2 separate regions of the Homo sapiens genome follow, and region 2 is linked to region 1. Evidence: chromatin loops called from intact Hi-C (ENCODE). Cell type or tissue: heart left ventricle. All regions are shown on one strand.

Region 1 (5,000 bases):
CAGGTAATTTTCAAAATTTTTGCAGTCATCATTTTTTTAAAAAGGAGACATTCAGGTTACTTAATAGAGTTGTGCCCTTGATCACCCATTTCCCTTAGTTGTTTCCAATTTTTCACCAACATAAATAATGCTGCCACCAATATTTGCACATACACCTTTTCCTAAATTTCAAATTATGTCCTTAGGATAGATTCCCAGAACCTGGGTTGCTGGATCAAAGGGTAGGAACATTTTTATGGCTTCTGCTGGGTGTTGCCAGACTGCTCTCCCGATGAGTGGCTACTGGTTTATGCTGCCGTTAGCGTCGTACAAGACTGCCAGTTTCCACTAGGCCTTCCTAGTGTGAGGTATTATGATTGAAAATAGTTTTGCTATTTTAATGAGAAAATAAACTACCTCTCCATTGTTTTAACTTTCTTTGGTTATGAGAGACAATTTTTTTTTTTTTTTGAGACAGAGTCTCGCTGTGTCGCCCAGGCTGAAGTGCAGTGGCACGATCTCAGCTCACTGCAACCTACACCTCCCGGGTTCCCTCAGCCCCCCAAGTAGCTGGGACTACAGGTGCCAGCCACCACGCCCGGCTAATTTTTGTATTTTTAGTAGAGATGGGGTTTCACTATGTTGGCCAGGCTGGTCTTTTTTTTTTTTTTTTTTTTTTTTTTTTTTTTGAGACGGAGTCTTGCTCTGTGGCCCAGGCTGGAGTGCAATGGCACGATCTCTGCTCACTGCAAGCTCCGCCTCCCGGGTTCACGCCATTCTCCTGCCTCAGCCTCCCGAGTAGCTGGGACTACAGGCGTGCGCCACCTTGCCCGGCTAATTTTTTGTATTTTTAGTAGAGACGGGGTTTCACCGTATTCGCCAGGATGGTCTTGATCTCCTGACCTCGTGATCCACCCGCCTCGGCCTCCCAAAATGCTGGGATTACAGGCATGAGCCACCGCGCCCGGCCCCAGGCTGGTCTTGAACTCCTGATCTCATGATCTGCCTGCCTCAGCCTCCCAAAGTCCTGGATTACAGGCATGAGAGACAATTAACAGCTTCCCCCACCCCTTAAAAATAAGCTAGTTAAGGCCGGGCGCGGTGGCTCACGCCTGTAATCCCAGCACTTTGGGAGGCCGAGGCGGGTGGATCACGAGGTCAGGAGATCGAGACCATCCTGGGTAACACGGTGAAACCCTGTCTCTACTAAAAATGCAAAAAATTAGCCGGACGCGGTGGCGGGCACCTGTAGTCCCAGCTACTCGGGAGGCTGAGGCAGGAGAATGGCGTGAACCCGGGAGGTGGAGCTTGCAGTGAGCCGAGATAGCGCCACTGCACTCCAGCCTGAGCGACAGAGCGAGACTCCGCCTCAAAAAAAAAAAAAAAAAAAAGCTAGTTAATACTTCTTCTTTAGTAAATTGGATTGGGAGGAAAGCTCTGGCATGCTCACAGTTTAACCTCTCTAAGCCTCAGTTTCTTCATCTCCAAAATGGAGTGGTACCAAAGTGATTGTAAAGTCAAGTGAGATAAAGTCTGGGGTAACTTCTTTTAACAGTGTAGGTATTCATTACCATAATCCCACTCAGCCTCAAATTTACCTAATATTTACCTGTGTATCATAAAACCTTCTGCTTTGTCAATAATCTTTTTTTTTTCCCCTTTTGAAACGGGGTCTCACTTTGTCACCCATGCTGGAGTTCAGCGGCATGATCTTGGCTCACTTCAACCTCCACCTCCCGGGTTCAAGTGATTCTCCTGCCTCAGCCTTCTGAGAGTAGCTGGGATTATAGGCGCGCACCACCACGCCCAGCTAATTTTTGTATTTTTAGTAGAGACGGGGTTTTGCCATGTTGGCCCGGCTGGTCTTGAATTCCTGACCTCAGGTGATCTGCCCTCGGCCTCCCAAAATACTGGGATTACAGATGTGAGCCACCATGACCGGCCAGCAATCTTGAAAACTTCCACCGCATCCCAAATCTTGAAAAACCTCTCTCTCTTTGTGTGCGTATGAGACAGAGAGAGAGGAGTGAGAGACAGAGGAGAGAGAGAGGAGAGAGAGGAGTGAGAGACAGAGGAGAAGGAGAGAGGAGAGAGGAGAGAGAGAGAGACAGAGAGAGACAGAGACAGAGAGAGAGACAGACAGAGAGAGAGAGAGACCTGAGGTCTTAGAAGACCTGAGGTCTTAGAAGGCTGGAGGCAAGGTCCCTCCTTTCCATTCTTTAATTTCCTCCGTTTTTCGAGGGAAACACTACGACTTGTTTGGAGTCTTACGGATAAGAGCCCTCTGTTACTAATGATATTAATAATGGCATCTGTTAATGAGGACGTCGTTATTATCTAACATTGGCAGGAGAAGAAAGCTCCGCGGCACAAGGGAGCAACCTCTCGTGTTCTGCAGACCCGATTTCGCATTTGGGAGAAGAGCTCTACTCCCCACAAAAGTCAGTGACACTCCAGACCCTGCAGAGACGCCTCCAGGGTGCGAAGTGGACTCTGGCCGACCTGTCAGGGGCAGCAGCCAGAATCCATCAGTTAACCACTCTGAAGGAAGTTTCTGCTTCAACGTTTTCCCCGTTGCTAGGAAACACTGCTTTGCCGCTGCTCATTGGTTAGCGCCCCCTCTTGTGTCTATGCCCTGTAATAGCACCCACAGTTGAGCAAACAGTAAAGACTAACACATGATTTAAATCGTCTTTATTGTGAAATATAACATACAGAAAAGTATCTAGGATATACATACAGCTTGGAAAATAGATATTGTGTATCTATTGTGTAACCACCACCTACAAAAACAAAGCATTGCCAGCGCATTAGACACTGGCCCTGCTTCTCTCCCTCCTTCTCCCCAGCAGGTGTTTATCTTTTCACTTTCCTTACAGTTTTATTACCTGTATGTATGTATCCTTTTTTAATATTTTATTTTCTTTGTTTTCTGGCTGCTCCTCCAATTTGCCCTGCTTGTTTCTGCCTCAGGGGCTTCGTACTTGCTATTCCTTCTGCCTGAAACACTTTTCCTCCAGACAGCCGCATAGCTAGTCCTTCACTTCCTTTGCCCAACGTCATCTTTTCAGTGAGCACTTCCCCAGCACTCCCTGTCCCCTGCTTTTTTTTTTTTTTTTTTTTTTTTGACACTGAGTTTCACTCTTGTCACCCAGGCTGGAGTGCTCACTGCAACTTCCACCTCCTGGGTTCAAGCGATTCTCCTGCCTCAGCCTTTCAAGTAGCTGGAATTACAGCCACCCACCACCATGCCCACCTAATTATTGTAGTTTTAGTAGAGACAGGGTTTCACCGTGTTGGCCAGGCTGGTCTCAAACTCCTGACCTCAGGTGATCCACCTTCCTCGGCCTCTCAAAGTGCTGGGATTACAGGCGTGAGCCACTGTGCCCAGCCCCCTCTTCTTACATAGCACTTAGCACCCTCTGACACATTTTTCTTACCTCCATCTTCCTCCACTAGAGTTGAAGCTACAACAGAGTTTCTCAGCTTCAGCACTATTGCCGTCTGAGGCTGGAGAATTCATTGTTATGGAGGCCTAGCCCGTGCACTGCAGGGCATTTGGGAGTATCCCTGGCCTTTACAAACCAGATGCCAGTTGCGCCCTCCTCACCATGGTTGTGACAACTAAAAGTGTCTCCAGGCATTGCCAAATGTTCCCTGGTTGGTGGTGCGGCAGGATGGTGGCCAGGGCAAAAATCACCTCACTGAGAATTGCTAAGACTTTGGGCTGGCTTTGTTTACCCCTTGTCTAAAACACAGTCAGGTAGCCAGTAAGTGTTTACTCATCTCAGTCTCAGCAGAGCCTGGCACACAGAGTGAAGTCTCAATAGAAGTTTGATGAATGAGGCCGGGTGCCATGGTTCATGCCTATAATCCTAGCACTTTGGGAGGCCGAGGTGGGCGGATTGCCTGAGCTCAGGAGTTTGAGACCAGCCTGGGCTACATGGTGAAACACCATCTCTACTAAAATACAAAAAATTAGCCAGGCATGGTGGTGCGTGCCTGTAGTCCAAGCTACTCAAGAGACTGAGGTAGGAGAACCGCTTGAACCCGGGAGGCGGAGGTTTCAGTGAGCCGAGACCATGCCACTGCACTCCAGCCTGGGTGACAGAGCGAGACTCTGTCTCAAAAAAAAAGTTTGATGAATGACTAAATGACTGACTGAATGAATAAGTGACTGATTGAATGAGTGACTAAATGACTCACTGAATGAGTGATACAGTGACCTCAAGGGTTGACAGCTGCCTTTGAATCTTACCAAATTATTTCCTTTAGTTTTTACTCCAACCAAAGAGTGTTGGTGTGGGAAATTCATCAAGAATATAGGCTTGAGGTCAATTGAAAGGAACCTTGCCTATAATCCCAGCACTTTGGGAGGCCGAGGCAGGCGGATCAACTGAGGTCAGGAGTTCGAGACCAGCCTGACCAACATGGTGAAACCCCATCTCTACTTAAAATACAAAAATTAGCTGGGCGTGGTGGTGTGTGCCTGTAATCCTAGCTACTCGGGAGGCTGAGACAGGAGACTTGCTTGAACCCAGGAGGCGAAGGTTGCAGTGAGCCAAGATCACACCACTGCACTTCAGCCTGGACAACAGAACAAGGCTCAGTTTCAAAAAAAAAAGAAAAGAAAAGAAAAAGAAAGAAAGGGATCTTGTCAAGGTTCCCCTGGGACACCTTTCTTAGCCAAATAACTTGAAAAAGTTTTCTACACTCCATGTCTACATGTTTCTACTCCCTCACCAACTAGGCTCGCTCACTTGACTCCACCCTGAACTCTGCCCTTAGCACTCCCCTGAAACTGCTCTGGATCAAGTCACCAGTGGCTTCCTTGTTATGAAACCCATCAGCACTGCAAAGATGGAGTAACAGAGACTGGGTTTGCCTCCCACTGGAAACAACTAAAAATCGGACAACACATGTGAAACAACCATTTTTAGACATTGGACATCAGACAGTGGAAGGCTGTGACCCCCAGAGAGGGGAAGCAAACGATGTGAGTTCCACAGTTGCCCTGGTCT
Region 2 (5,000 bases), 44 kb after region 1:
ATGGAGAGGGGAGAGGAGGAAGCAAGAGAGGCAGGGCCTCAGCAGCCAGGCATCCTGAGAGGGATGGGGAGCCACCTGAGAGGGACATGACCAAACCTGTGTTTAAGATAAGAATTTTGCCTGGGAGCCGTGGCTCACGCCTATAATCCCAGCACTTTGGGAGGCTGAGGCAGGTGAATCACTTGAGTCCAGGAGTTCAAGACCGGCCTGGCCAACATGGTGAAACTCCATCTCTACTGAAAATACAAAAAATTAGCTGGGTGTGGTGGTGCATGCCAGTGGTCCCAGCTACTCGGGAGGCTGAGGTGGGAGGATCACTTGAGCCTGGGAGGTGGAGGTTTCAGTGAGCAGAGATGACACCACTGCACTCCAACCATGGCAACAGAGTGAGATCTCATCTCAAAAAAAAAAGAAAAAGAAAAGAAAAAAGATAAGGATTTGGCTGCTGCATTGTGGACTGGTGGAGAAGCTGTGAGGATCCAGCATCTGGGTGAGCATGAGCCATGCAGGGGAGATGGGGACTAGGGACAGGGTCGTGGGAAGTTTACAGCTCTGCTGTCCGAACAGTAGCCACCAGCCACATGCGGTTATGGAGCCCTTGACACATGGCTGGTCAGGATTGAAATGTGCTGTGAGTGTAAAATAACACTAGATTTAAAGACTTGGTATGAAAAATGTATGTATATATATACAACATATATATGTATAATAGATCATTAATAATTTTTGTATTGATTATCTATTAAAATGATATTTGGATATATTATTATTATTTTGTAGAGACAGGATCTTGTTCTCTTGCCCAGGCTGGAGTACAGTGGTACAATCATAGCTCATGGTAACCTTGAAATGGGCTCGAGTGATCCTCCTACCTCAGCCTCCCCAGTAGCTGGGACTACAGGTGTGCACCACCATGCCCGGTTAACTTTTACTTTTTAAAATTTTGTGTAGAGAAAGGGTCTGCTGTGTTGCCCAGGCTGGTCTTGAACTCCTGGGCTCAAGTGATTCTCCAGCCCTGGGTTCCCAAAGTGCTGGGATTTATAGGCATGAGCCAAAGCACCTGGTCTGGATATATTATTAAAATTAGTGTCACCTGCTTCGTTTTACTATTTTTAACATAGTTACTGAAAATTTTTTTAAATTTTAAGTTTTCAGGAGCTACAGAACTTCTATATTGGATGGTGCTGATTTAGAGGTAGAACTGGCAGAGGCTGGAGTACTGTGAGGGTGAGGGGGACCCCGGGTCTAATTATAAGTCTGTCTTCTCCAATTGCTCCTTTCTAATGAGACCACTGTGGTCCAGAGGCCACAGGGGAGAGCCTACAGAGTGAGTGTTCAGTTCAGCATAAGCACACACGCTCATATCTTCAAAGTAAGATCTATCTAGACATGAAATAGGCTGACTGAATAGACAGTGAGTTCTCTGTCTCTGGAGGTATGTAAGAAGAAAATTAAGGACCACCACTAAGCAGAGGAAAGGAGGTGGAACTAGATATTTTCAAAATATAGTCCCCGGACCAGCTGCTACAGCATCCCCTGGAAACCTTTTAGAAATGCAAATTCTCAGACCCCATCCCGGGCCTGAATCAGAAACTCCAGGAGTGGGACCTAGAATCTGTATTTAAATAAGCCCCACTGGACTGGGTGATGTTTCCTGCCACTTAAAGGTTTAAATGCAGCTGGGCGCGGTGGCTCGCACCTGTAATCCCAGCACTTTGGGAGGCTGAGGTGGATCACGAGGTCAGGAGATGGAGACCATCCTGGCTAACACAGTGAAACCCCCGTCTCTACTAAAAATACAAAAAATTAGCCGGGCGTGGTGGCGGGCTCCCGTAGTCCCAGCTACTCGGGAGGCTGAGGAAGGAGAATGGCGTGAATCCGGGAGGCGGAGCTTGCAGTGAGCCGAGATCGCGCCACTGCACTCCAGCCTGGGCGACAGAGTGAGACTCTGTCTCAAAAAAAAAAAAAAAAAAAAAAAGGTTTAAATGCCTGGCACATAGTAGGTGCTCCAAAAAAACTGTTCATTACCTTCTGTTTGCCTCCTACTCCCAAGTTCAGGTACTTCCCTCCCTGAGCCTTAGTTTCCCTCTTTGCACCTCCTACAGCATCTGGTTGTGTGTGTACCTGGTACAGGATGGATGAACCTCAGGGCGTTTCCTACCTCTTTGCTGTGGGCAGATCTCAGGGGACATGATAGAGCTGCCAGAAGTGTAAGGCAGGCCCCAGCTCAACTCCATCCTGAGGTGACCTCATTGCCCTGTGTGTAGGGGGTGATTCATAGGACAACCTCCTACTGTCCTGTGAGCACAGCTGACAGCCCGGGGGAGCCAGCTCAGCAGCTGAGCATGGCATCCAGCTTCCCTGAATTCCAGAACTGCAAGCGGGGGCCTGCCTGACTCAGCAGGCATGGGTGTTCTGGAGACAAGTTAGACAGCTCAGCCTCAGTCTCCCCATCCATAAAAATGGCGGGACACAGCCCCTATCCATGGTGAGAATATTTATATAAAGTGGTCAAGGCAGCGCCTGGCACACGTCAGCCCCTGCTATACCTTGGTGTTCTTGTGATGAGGCTGTGGGATCCTTCAGGCTGATTGGAACTCCCCAGTGACTTCCTAGGTCTGAGAATGATGCCCTGTAGGTGTATGGAGAAAAGAATGTTTACCTACTATGAGCACCCAGGAGCCTGGTTCTTTACATGAGGTTTATTTTTATTTTTATTTAATTTTTTTGAGACAGAGTCTCACTCTGTCGCCCAGGCTGAAGTACAGTGGCGTGATTTCGGCTCACTGCAGCCTCCATCTCCCGGCTTCAAGTGATTATCCTGCCTCAGCCTCCCAAGTAGCTGGGATTACAGGCACCCACCACACCTGGCTAATTTTTGTATTTTTAGTAGAGACGGGGGTCTCACCATGTTGGCCAGGCTGGTCTTGAACTCCTGACCTCAGATAATCCACCCGCCTCAGCCTCCCAAAGTGTTGGTATTACAGGTGTGAGCTGCCGTGCCCGGCTACATGAATTTTTAGTCACCAGAAAGATGTCTGTGAGGGCAGCACCTGTCTTAGTCATCTTAAAGCATCTATTAAATTAACTCTAAATTGGAGAGTATTGTGTCCATTTCATGGATGAGAAAAATGAGGTTCAGAAAGGTTAAATGATGTGCTCAAGGTCACGTGGCTGGGAAGTGGCTGCGTCAGGATCTTCACTCAGGTCTCCCTGACTGGAAACCTGGGTCTCTTTCTATGCCTTCATGGAGAAACTCCAAGTTAACTCACAGATTTGGAAGCTCCTGCACGTGCCACTTAAATCCATGTTTGAAGTGTTAGCTTCTGGTCCACGTTGGAATCCTTGCAATCTATGGTCTTAGAGAAACAGTGGCCGTAGCTGATGCCATTTGAGATGGAGCTTAAAAGATTCCTAAACTAGATTAAGCCTTACTCATCCTGGGCCTCCAGGCTTCAGTTGTTTCACCTGTAAAATGGGCATAATGAAAGCTTGCCTTGGCTGAAGGCAGAAAGTTGGATCTCGTTACCTGAGGGCTCTCCTAACCCTCAGATGCCTGTGTCCCTGCACCTACTTTAAAAGGCAAGGACTAAAGTTAAATTTAAAGTTAAAATTAACTTAAAGTTAAACCCAGGAGGCAGGTTTACATATTTTAATATTTAAGTTTTGTTTTTTGTTTTTTTTTGAGACAGAGTCTCACTCTATTGCCCAGGGTGGAGTGCAGTGGCGCAATCTCGGCTCACTGCAACCTCCGCCTCCCAGGTTCAAGCAATTCTCCTGCCTCAGCCTCCCGAGTAGCTGGGATTACAGGCACCTGCCACCATGCCTGGCTAATTTTTGTATTTTTAGCAGAGACAAGCCAGTCTGGTCTTGAACTCCCGACCTCAAGTAATCCACCTCCCTTGGCCTCCTAAAGTGCTGGGATTACAGGCATGAGCCACCGCGCCTGGCCTGAAGTTAAATTTTTTTAAAAAATAAAGAGGGAGTAGAGGAAAAGTCAATCCTAGCTCATTCTGATTTGTGCAAAACTAGTGATTTGTACTCAACAATCTTATTGTTTTAAGCAGAAAAATCCTTTTGACAAATAAAATTTAAGAAATCTTATCTGATCAAAGTGGATTTTTTTTTTTCTGGTTGAAGTAGGAGCCATGGGCTGTCGATGGGAACACCAACATCACCTTGGCCTTGCAGGCAGCCCTTGGGGTGCCAACGAAGAGCCCAGGGGTGCCAGAGAACCCAGTTTGACAATCACTGGAGGGCAGCAATACAAACAAACCATCGCTGGAGATCCGTTTGAAGAGAGACAAGAAGGTCCACTAAATGGTTGCTTTGGGTTCTAAAGAAAAATGGCTGTTTGATTACTTTTTTTTTTTTTTTTTTTGAGACGGAGTCTCGCTCTGTTGCCCAGGCTGGAGTGCAGTGGCGTGATCTCGGCTCACTCCAAGCTCCCCACATCCTGGGTTCACGCCATTCTCCTGCCTCAGCCTCCTGAGTAGCTGGGACTACAGGCGCCTGCCACCACGCCCAGCTAATTTTTTGTGTTTTTAGTAGAGACTGGGTTTCACCGTGTTAATCAGAATGGTCTCGATCTCCTGACCTCGTCATCTGCCCGCCTCCCAAAGTGCTGGGATTATAGGCGTGAACCACTGCGCCCAGCCTCTTTCTTTCTGAGACATGGTCTTGCACTGTTGCCCAGGCTGAAGTGCAGTGGGCACCATCTCTGCTCACTGCAACCTCCACCTCCCGCGTTCAAGCGATTCTCCCACCTTAGACTACTGAGTAGCTGGGATTACAGGTGTGCACCACCTGCGCCCGGCTAATTTTTTGGTATTTTTAGTAGAAAGAGGGTTTTGCCATGTTGTTCAGGCTGGTCTTAAGCTCCTGGGCTCAAGCAATCCTCCCACTTCAGTCTCCCAAAGTGCTGGGATTACAGGCATGAGCCACTGTGCCTGGCCAGCTTGTTCCTTGTTATTGCAGAGTAGCGTGGATGTTCAGATTCT

Evidence for each region. Peaks named below come from ENCODE experiments on the same cell type or tissue, not always from the same donor. Only the 100,000 strongest peaks of a DNase experiment are listed, where the experiment ranks them.
Region 2: it touches region 1 in a loop (2.3-fold over the local background); 5 of 110 quality-filtered maps call a loop at or near these places.

Annotation. Positions count from the first base shown.
Region 1 is chr3:12,717,640-12,722,639 of GRCh38, forward strand. No RefSeq gene overlaps it. Among named protein-coding and RNA genes, the nearest start is that of TMEM40, 39 kb to the right of the region's middle. RefSeq lists an enhancer at 2,387-2,436. In heart left ventricle, CTCF peaks have their summits at 2,614 and 2,818; a DNase peak (open chromatin) is centred at 2,522; H3K4me3 peaks cover 422 bases.
Region 2 is chr3:12,761,205-12,766,204 of GRCh38, forward strand. It overlaps a transcript of TMEM40 not described here. Among named protein-coding and RNA genes, the nearest start is that of TMEM40, 4.4 kb to the left of the region's middle. In heart left ventricle, no CTCF peak of the experiment used is centred here; a DNase peak (open chromatin) is centred at 2,335.